Regions from separate parts of the Homo sapiens genome. Here region 1 is linked to region 2. A link is a loop called in an ENCODE intact Hi-C map of the cell type or tissue named here. Cell type or tissue: CD4-positive, alpha-beta T cell. All regions are shown on one strand. Each heading gives the region's core, and the rest is flanking DNA. Links, peaks and the distances in the headings are about the cores only. Region 1 has its middle 7.8 kb from the start of GCNT4. Region 2 has its middle 12 kb from the start of IQGAP2.

Region 1 (4,398 bases), core at 189-4,188, 1.3 Mb before region 2:
CTTCTTGAAAACAGGCCCTCCTTGGCTACTCTTTTTAGAACAACGGCCTGTCCCACCTCCACATCACCTGTTGGCCTTTTTCCTGCTCTGTGGTCTTTATGACACTTATTACTATCTGAAATTAAATTGTTGCTTGTTTACTCTGCTCCTAGACATACTATCTCTGAGGGCATGAGCTTTATCTTATTCTCTGCTGTATTCCTAGCACCTAAAGAAATGTTGGGAACATATTAGGTGCTCATTAAATGGTTGTTAAATAAATGAATAAAATACATATTAACCAACTGAGAATGGACTAAGATAGCTTGGATTAATGCTCCTCACATTTGCCTGATAAGACTCATCTAGGCATTTGGAAAAAAATTTGCTGCAGGTTCTGATTCAGTAAGCCTAGAGTGGGGCTCAGGAATCTATAGTTTTAAGACATATCCCAGGTGATTCTTTTAATAGGACTGTCTGGGAAACGTGCATTACTACAGTAATAGAGGGTTGGTGGGAAAGAAAAGTGAATTGATAACAGCAGGTTGCAGAGGTCAGTGGCTGTTCATTGTAGTTATCTGGAGGAGATTTTAAAAATACTGATACCCACTCCAGACCAATGAAATTAGAATCTCTTAGGTGGGGGCAAACTTGGGCAGGGTATTAAAGCCCAAGGCAGAGCCCTCATGATGTAATCACCTCTTAAGGGTTCCGCCTCTCAACACTGTTGCATTGAGGATTAAGTTTCCAACACATGAACTTTGGAGAACACATTCAAACCCTAGTCCCTGGGACTACTGATGCTCAGACTCATTCTCAAAGATTCTGCTGTATTCGATATAAGGGAGTTGTTTTTCTTTGTGTGTGTGTGTGTGTTTGTGGGTGGCAGAGAGGAGAGAGAGAGAGAGAGGCCGCAGTGTTGCTAATTAGAGGTTTAGAAAGAAAGAGGAGAGCCTGGCCCATATAATCTTCATAATAACAACAGCTATCATTTATTGAGCAGTCACTATGTATCAGCCACTGTGATGCCTGCTTTGCACAGAGTACCTCATTTAATCCCCCACAAAAACTGTAGGAGGGAGGCACATTGGCAGCCCCATTTACAGACATAGGATGAGACTGGGGAGGATTACAAGGTTCTATGACTAGGGATTGGTAGAGCTGGGATGTCAGCCTAGAACTTATACTCATATCCTCTGCCAAAAACAGGTCTGAAGAGAATGTCAACAAGGAGAAATTCTCTGTGGTAGAGGTCACGTCCAGTCATTTTAAGCTATTTGCTGTGCTGTGTTGTGCTATAATTCTTTCCTCTTTGCCAGCAAGCCTTAAGCAAAGCTTGTTCCACATCAGCTGGCATGGATGGTGCTGTGGGGAAAAAGGAACCAGGTGGGGTGAGGTTAGCATAAGGCAGAAGGATGGAGGAGGTGGCGACAGCACTAGAGACTGACAGCAATGCCCAGGGACCAACCTGACCGGCAGGCTGATGGAGAGTTTCATAGAAAAGCAGCCATAGTGGGAGAATGTAACTTCTTGGGGAAAATGTAGAGAAATGGGGTAGAGGTACTAAAAGTGGGGTGTTAGTGGACTGCGAGGCTCAAGTCATCCCACAGTGCTTCTAAAGGAAAAGACGGTCCACAATTCCAGAGGGCTAGGGCCTCTCTGGGCTTGCATTACTACATATAAAGTCATTTGTGTCACAGAGCTGGGCTCTTCTAAATTTTACTGTCTATTTTTTTTTATTTATCCTGGATTTTGGGTGGGGGCTAAGACACATTTTCTTAAACCTTTTCATTTCCATCATCAGCATTTCTTTTGGGGCCATTTTTACACAAAGAAAAATAGTTTTGACTTTGCTCTATTTAATCATTTCATGACAGTTACTGTGTAGGCAATAAGGAACAGAGAACAAAAAAGCTATGCTGAGATAAAGATGTAAGGTGACTGGTGAGGCTCACCCACCAGCTAGGCAACTTGCCTTACCACTTCCTTGCCTCCAGCTTTGAAGGATAACATAGAACCTCATATCTCAGCCAAACTGCCATACGTCACGGAACTTTAAGATGTCTTGAGAACAGCCAAAAACATAAATGTTAACTGCTTTTAACTTTTAGAATACCAGTATTGACATTACAGCTTCAAATGTTTGCATCTACCATTTCTACTTTAAAGCTTAAAAAGCATCGTAGCCCAAAAGAAAAAAATAGGAACTTAAAAATATGTCCAGGAATTGAGAAGTTAACCACAAATCCTGACCTAGGGGCTAAAGTCTGAGGCAAGTTGATTTGACATGGCCTCAAATTCTGTTCCTCTTATTTAGATGGCTAAAAAAAATTAGGGACATAAGAACATTAAAATGAAGTTTAAGGAGAAATGAATCACATTTCTTGGCTTTTACATGTTAAGAAAGATGTGTCCCTCGTTTCCTTAAAATAGGCTTCAACAAAATGAGATGAGAAAAAAATTGGAGAGGGACTCCAAAGAAACACATGCAGAGCTGATGTGCTCGTGGCCTTCAATAGCACAGAAAATCCAAAGGGACTTAAAATCCAGGCCCACTGGGCACATACATTCACTTAAAAGCAACAAGCTAGTTCCCAGTGCACATTGAATTTGAGAAATATCTCGAATGGAATAAGATTTGAATAAAGCTTTTTTTTTTCTTTTTTTCCTGGAATGCGCTAGATTGGAAAAGAGAGAGACTCAAGAGCAGGTACTAATGTGTTTATATTAGAACTTATCAGTGAGGCTTCTGCATTCCATTTTCTCTCAGTGAGTTTATGTTTATCTTTTTAGAGACAGGGTCTCACTCTCTCACCCATGCTGGAGCACAGTGTTGCAATCATAGTTCACTGTAACCTCGAATTCCTGGGCTCAAGCGATCCTTCTGCTTTAGCCTCCCAAAGGGTTGAAATTACAGACGTGAGCCACCCAGGCTTGGCCCTCAATGAGTATTTCTGTCTGCCCTGTCTGCCTTTCATTCATTCGAAGGGAGCAAAAGTTGACTTCCCCAGCATGTATAAGTGGAAGGAATCAATAGGGCCACCATTACTCAGAATGATTCTGACACTGTTTTAATAATTTAACGTATATTTTCAGGTAAATACTTTTGGTTGAGCAAGAGACATACACAGTGCCTAACAGCATGAGCTCTGATGCCAGATTACCAGGTTCGAATCCCTGCTCCACCATTTGGTAGTTGCTATGTGGTCACATTACTTCATCCTGCACCTGCTACCTCATGTGCAAAATGGGGATAATAATAATCTCCCACCTTTTAAGTTGTGGTGAGGATTAAATGAGTTAATACATCAAAGGTGCTTATAACAATGACTGGTATATATAAGTGCTCAATAAATATTAGCTCTTACCCCAATCTCCTCCATCCTCCCTCCCCCATTTTGTTTCTGCTTGCTTATTTGTTTTTTAGCTGGCAGAGTCTGGAATTTGTGCAGCGGACTGCTCACCTGCACATGTGCATGTACTTCTCTCAACCAATTAAGGTAACACCACTTCCCTGGCTAGAGAGGAATGGTAGGTGGTACAGTTCTGGCCGATGAGACACAAGTTTCCTGGGGTTAGAGTGTGTTCAGGGAAGGTTTCTTTCCAAAATAAATGTCTTGGAAAAAATGTCTAATTCCTTATCCTAATGATGCTATTTCTACATGTATAACAACCTGTAACAGCACAGCCATCTTGGCACTGTGAAGGGACCAAGAAGAATTGTGAAAACAATAATGACATTGTTGAGTTGAAGACTTAATCAACCCTGAAGTTCCTGCCTCTGGATCTGTTAAATGAAATGATAAATTTTCCTTATTGCTTATGCCATTTTGAGTAGGGTTTTCTGTTGTTGTATCTGAAAACACTAACTGGTTGATATTTCTCGATCACCTACTATGTTCAAGATATTTTATAGGGAATACAAAGTGTAAAACCCTGAACCTGTTCTCAATAAGTTTTTCAGATACATGAGGTAGATAAACCATAAACAGAAAACTAGTAATGTCAGTGATATGGTTTGGATCTGTGTCCCCACCCAAATCTCATGTTCAATTGTAATCCCCAGTGTTGGAGGTGGGGTCTGGTGGTAGGTGACTGAATCATAGGGGTGGTTTATAATGGTTTAGTACCATCCCCCTAATGCTGTTCTCATGATAGAGTTCTCATGAGATCTGGTTGTTTAAAAGTGTGTGGCACTTCCCCCCACTTCCTCCTGCTCCCACCACGTAAGACATGCCTGCTTACCCTTTGCCTTCTGCCATGATTATAAGTTTCCCAAGGCCTCCCCAGAAGCCAAGCAGATGGCCAGAATCATGCTTCCTGTACAGCCTGCGGAAACGTGAGCCAATTAAACCTCTTTTCTTTATAAATTACCAAGTCTCGGTTATTTATTTATTGCAATGTGAGAAAAGTCTAATA
Region 2 (4,398 bases), core at 82-4,081:
CCATGCGAAAAAGCTGAATGATCCTCTCCAACCCCCTCGTGGCTGCTTCTCTTCTCTCAACAGGTTATCATTTTGACCACTCCCCTCTCAGAGCTTTGCATTAATAATTCAGAAACTGGCTGGGCGCCGTGGTTCATGCCTATGATCCCAGCACTTTGGGAGGCCAAGGCAGGCATATCACCTGAGGTCAGGAATTCAAGACCAGCCTGGTCAACGTGGTGAAACCCTGTCTCTACTAAAAATACAAAAATCAGCTGGGTGTGGTGGTGCACGCCTGTAGTCCCAGCTACTCCAGAGGTTGAGGTAGGACAATCGTTTGAACCTGGGAGGCGGCGGTTGCAGTGAGCCAAGATCGCACCACTGCACTCTAGTCTCGGTGACAGAGAGAGATTCCATCTCAAAAAAAAAAAAAAAAAAAAATTCAGAAACTGCTAAATAGTGAAATGACATGGCACAGTGAATTCTGTCAAAGCTCGCTTCTTCTCAGCGAGTGAGTAGAAGCCAGCATTCAGCTGTGCCCCGCGATGATGTTTTGTTGACCATAGACTCAGCTCAACTACACTATGACCCTTGAGATATTTCTTTTTCTATTCTTAGGCATAACCTGTCATTCTTCTCCCTTTATTTATGCAGCTTGTGTTTTTCCTAACCACTCTCTTTCTCCCGGGTCCCTAGACAGTGGAGCTACCAGAACATGTTGACATAACTTTTGCCCCCTGTCAGAGTTCCTGGCGCTGGAGCCACTGCGGTATGACCTGCTGTTGCCACAGGGTTTTTCTCTAGCTGGAATCATTCTCACCATGGGAGCCTGTCCACAATGGGTGGCACCTAGGAAAGTTAAATTCATGTTGCATTTTGTTTCATGAGACTCTTTCTTGAAGTTGAACTTTCTGGCTCTCTGGAATGAACATGCTTGCACTGAAAGCCTGTGAGAGACTTTCCAAGAGGTTACACAGTGTTTTTCCTTCTCAGAGACATCAGAGTTGATTCTCTTTCCAGATTCCATGCTAATATTTTATATCATTCTGCTATGCTGCTGCTCTGTTATTTTCTGGGTGGAGATACTGCAATGTAGGTGATCATTAATACATATATAGGTCAGGTACCAAGAATTAGCTCTCTGTTACAACCAGATGCTGTTTGGTCATTAGCCAAATATGGGAAATTATTGAACTTCTCCTTTCCAACAGGCCTTGCTGGTATCAAAGAGCCTGAGAGAGGCAAGAAATAAATTTCAGTTTGAGGCAAGTGATAGAAGACAAACCAATAAGTTAATTTTGGAGAGAACTGAGATTAGAGTTAACTATTCATTGATTTGAAAAATATTCACTGGGTGCCTACTATATGCAAGGCACTGGGTATAGAGCCATGAATAAAACTGAAGAGCTGTAAAATCAGAACAACAGATGACTTATGAAGCATTCCAAGTCATGGAGACCTGAGAACTCTTTGGGGAAGAAATGAAAATTACCTGGAAGTAGTCATTTTATATACCAGCTCAAGCTTGCGTCTTTCCTTTTCCTCTTTCTTTCTTACTTTCAAAAAATGTTCCTAAAATAGGACTCTTTCATCTGAGGTATCAATGAAGCCTGTTAGAGGCATCACAGGAGAAGAATCAGTTCCTCCCAGTATGAGATTATAGGGAGGAAGAAAGGAGGAATGTGACCTCTTCCCTTTGTGGTCCTTGGCCACTAGATCCTAGGGATTTTTAAAGGGACTAAGCAACTAAAGCAAGAGAAGTAAACACAAGTGGAATTCCAAAATCTAATTACAAAAATATATACAAAACAAAACCTTTAATTGCTTTGTCTCAAGATCTGTAACAAGGAATAAGAAGACAGCAAAAACAAAGAAAACCGTTGTTCCTATTGTGGGTTATTTTGCTCAAGGGAGGAAGTGGGTTTCAAGGTACCATGCATTGGCTGCGCGCGGTGGCTCACGCCTGTAACCCTAGAATTTTGGGAGGCCGAGGTAGGTGGATAACCTGAGGTCACGTTATCCCCATCTCTGCCGAAAATACAAAAAATTAGCCAGGCATGGTGGTGTGCACCTGTAGTCTCAGCTACTTGGGAGCCGAGATCATGCCTTTGCACCCCAGCCTGGGCCACAGAGCAAGACTCAGTCTCAAAAAAAAAAAAAGGCCGGGCTTGGTGGCTCACGCCTGTAATCCCAGCACTTTGGGAGGCCAAGGTAGGCAGATCACCTGAGGTCAGGAGTTCGAGACCAGCCTGGCCAATATGGTGAAACCCTGTCTCCACTAAAAGTACAAAATTTAGCTGGGCATGGTGGCACGTGGCCATAGGGATTTTGCTATGTTGGCCAGGCTGGTCTCGCTTTAACCTGGGAGGCAGAGGTTGCAGTGAGCCAAGATCGGGCCACTGCTCTCCAGCCTGGGTGACAGAGCGAGACTCTGTCTCCAAAAATAAAGAAAGAAAGAAATAGAAAAATAAATAAATGGAGCATGCATTGAAAAGGGTTATGCAATCACTGAACCATTTTGGAAGAGTTCTTGAAAAATCATACACATTATCTCTCACTCCACCACCACTACCCTATATGCAATTTTTTGGTAGCATAAAACACTTTTGTTCCTCAGAAATCTTCTAGATTTCATAACACTAACTTTGTAGCGTTAATGCCAGGCTGTCACTATACATAGCTGAATTCAATTGTAAACTTGTATTTATTTAGGGAATAAATCACTGTACATAGCCAAGCATGCCAGTATATCTCATTTAAAAATCCAAAACCTGGCTGGGTGTGATGGCTCACGCCTATAATCCCACCACTTTGGGAGGCCAAGGCAGGTGGATCACGAGGTCAGGAGTTCAAGATCAGCCTGGTCAAGATGGTGAAACCCCGTCTCTACTAAAAAAAAAAAAAATTACCCAGGGATGGTGGCACACACCTGTAATCCCAGCTACTCGGGAGGCTAAGGCAGGAGAATCGCTTGAACCCAGGAGGCAGAGGTTGCAGTGAGCCAAGATCATGCCACTGCACTCTAGCCTGGATGACAGAGCGAGACTCCGTCTCAAAAAAAAAAAAAAAATCCAAAACCTAATTTTTGAGGCTAATTACTCTAAAACTGACCAAGACCTTGAAACAGAGTGGATAGTCAGTGTTAGTTGAATTCTATTGAAAATTATATTACCACAGAGAAGCACTAACTTAAGCAGCAGAATAAGAAAAATTTCTAATAATGCTGAAAACAGAATAAAGAATATAAAAGCCATGTTAACATTTAAAAGCATTATTTGTAATTTGTTTACAAATAAGTTAGTGTAAAAATTAGAAAGAAAATCAAAGGGAGCGTGGGTTTTCTGGGCCCATGGGAATGCTAAATGCCAGCTAAATCTTTGGTGATCCTGAAAAGGAATTGCATATGAATTGGGACCAGATTTTCAAAATATCGATCAAAGATTTTATTGCTTATTGAAAGGGAACTGTCACCTGGCATATGAATCCTTTCTACAGCATTTCCAGCATAATGCTTTTTTTGTCTGTTTTTAAAGCACACCTCATAGTTTCAATGAAGCATTGTTCTAGGCCTCAAGTTTATACTAATTAACTGGTTTCCTGAGAAGATATAAACTCCAGACATTCAGAAGAGCTTAATATACCACATTTTAAAGGACACTTCAAGTTAGCATTACAGTTTGCAAAAGATAAATGACTAAATCTGTTCTATTTTGTTTAATTTTACCTCCCAGAATGTCTTCAGTTCTTTCAAGAAATTGTAGAATTCACTCTCAAAGTGAAAACAGTTTAAATTTGTTTTAAGATAACTTAAAGCAACACTGCTACACAACATGTAGAACTTTGAGTGAGAAGAAGGGCTGAGGCTTATGTGAAATCTAACAATAAACATGAAGAGTTTAAAATGACAGAACATGAAGCAGGGTTTCTCTGGTGACTGTGGTGCCTCCCCTCCCCTAAAGGGCCTTGTGGCTGATCAGCGGGAGGTTCCTGTCTTACATCTCAACACCACCACCCTTGTGCTGTGTATGTGGTCTTTGTTCGTATTAAATTCTCACAAAAATATCTAACATGTGACCTGATAAAATAAAAACTCCAACACTCCAACATGCTTCGAATACAGACATCTTAGGAAAATGAAAAGCTTTCTCAAACCAATTGTTTTTACTGAACCTGGCTTAGAAACTACACAGATCAAATGATAATCTCTGTATGCAGTAGGCAGATACTTTTTGTTGATGTCGCCACTTGTCAAGACCCAAACAGATCTATTTAGTGTCAAATCTTTGTCGAGCACCTACTGAATGCTGGATAAAGTTCAAATTCCAACTCCCTGAAACCTCTCAATTTTTAGACTCTCAAAGTCTCTAGGAAGAAAATACTAGTTTAGAATTCTACTCATGGAAGTGAGAAAGAAAACTT

Evidence for each region. A loop is a pair of places that touch in the nucleus more often than their neighbours do. Peaks named below come from ENCODE experiments on the same cell type or tissue, not always from the same donor. Only the 100,000 strongest peaks of a DNase experiment are listed, where the experiment ranks them.
Region 1: a loop joins it to region 2, with 4 times the contacts of the local background. A loop is called at or near these places in 2 of 110 quality-filtered maps.

What each region holds. Positions count from the first base shown.
Region 1 is chr5:75,058,119-75,062,516 of GRCh38, forward strand. No RefSeq gene overlaps it. Among named protein-coding and RNA genes, the nearest start is that of GCNT4, 7.8 kb to the left of the region's middle. In CD4-positive, alpha-beta T cell, for the core only: no CTCF peak of the experiment used is centred there; a DNase peak (open chromatin) is centred at 1,983; H3K27ac peaks cover 3,021 bases.
Region 2 is chr5:76,389,291-76,393,688 of GRCh38, forward strand. No RefSeq gene overlaps it. Among named protein-coding and RNA genes, the nearest start is that of IQGAP2, 12 kb to the right of the region's middle. In CD4-positive, alpha-beta T cell, for the core only: no CTCF peak of the experiment used is centred there; DNase peaks (open chromatin) are centred at 1,911 and 3,941.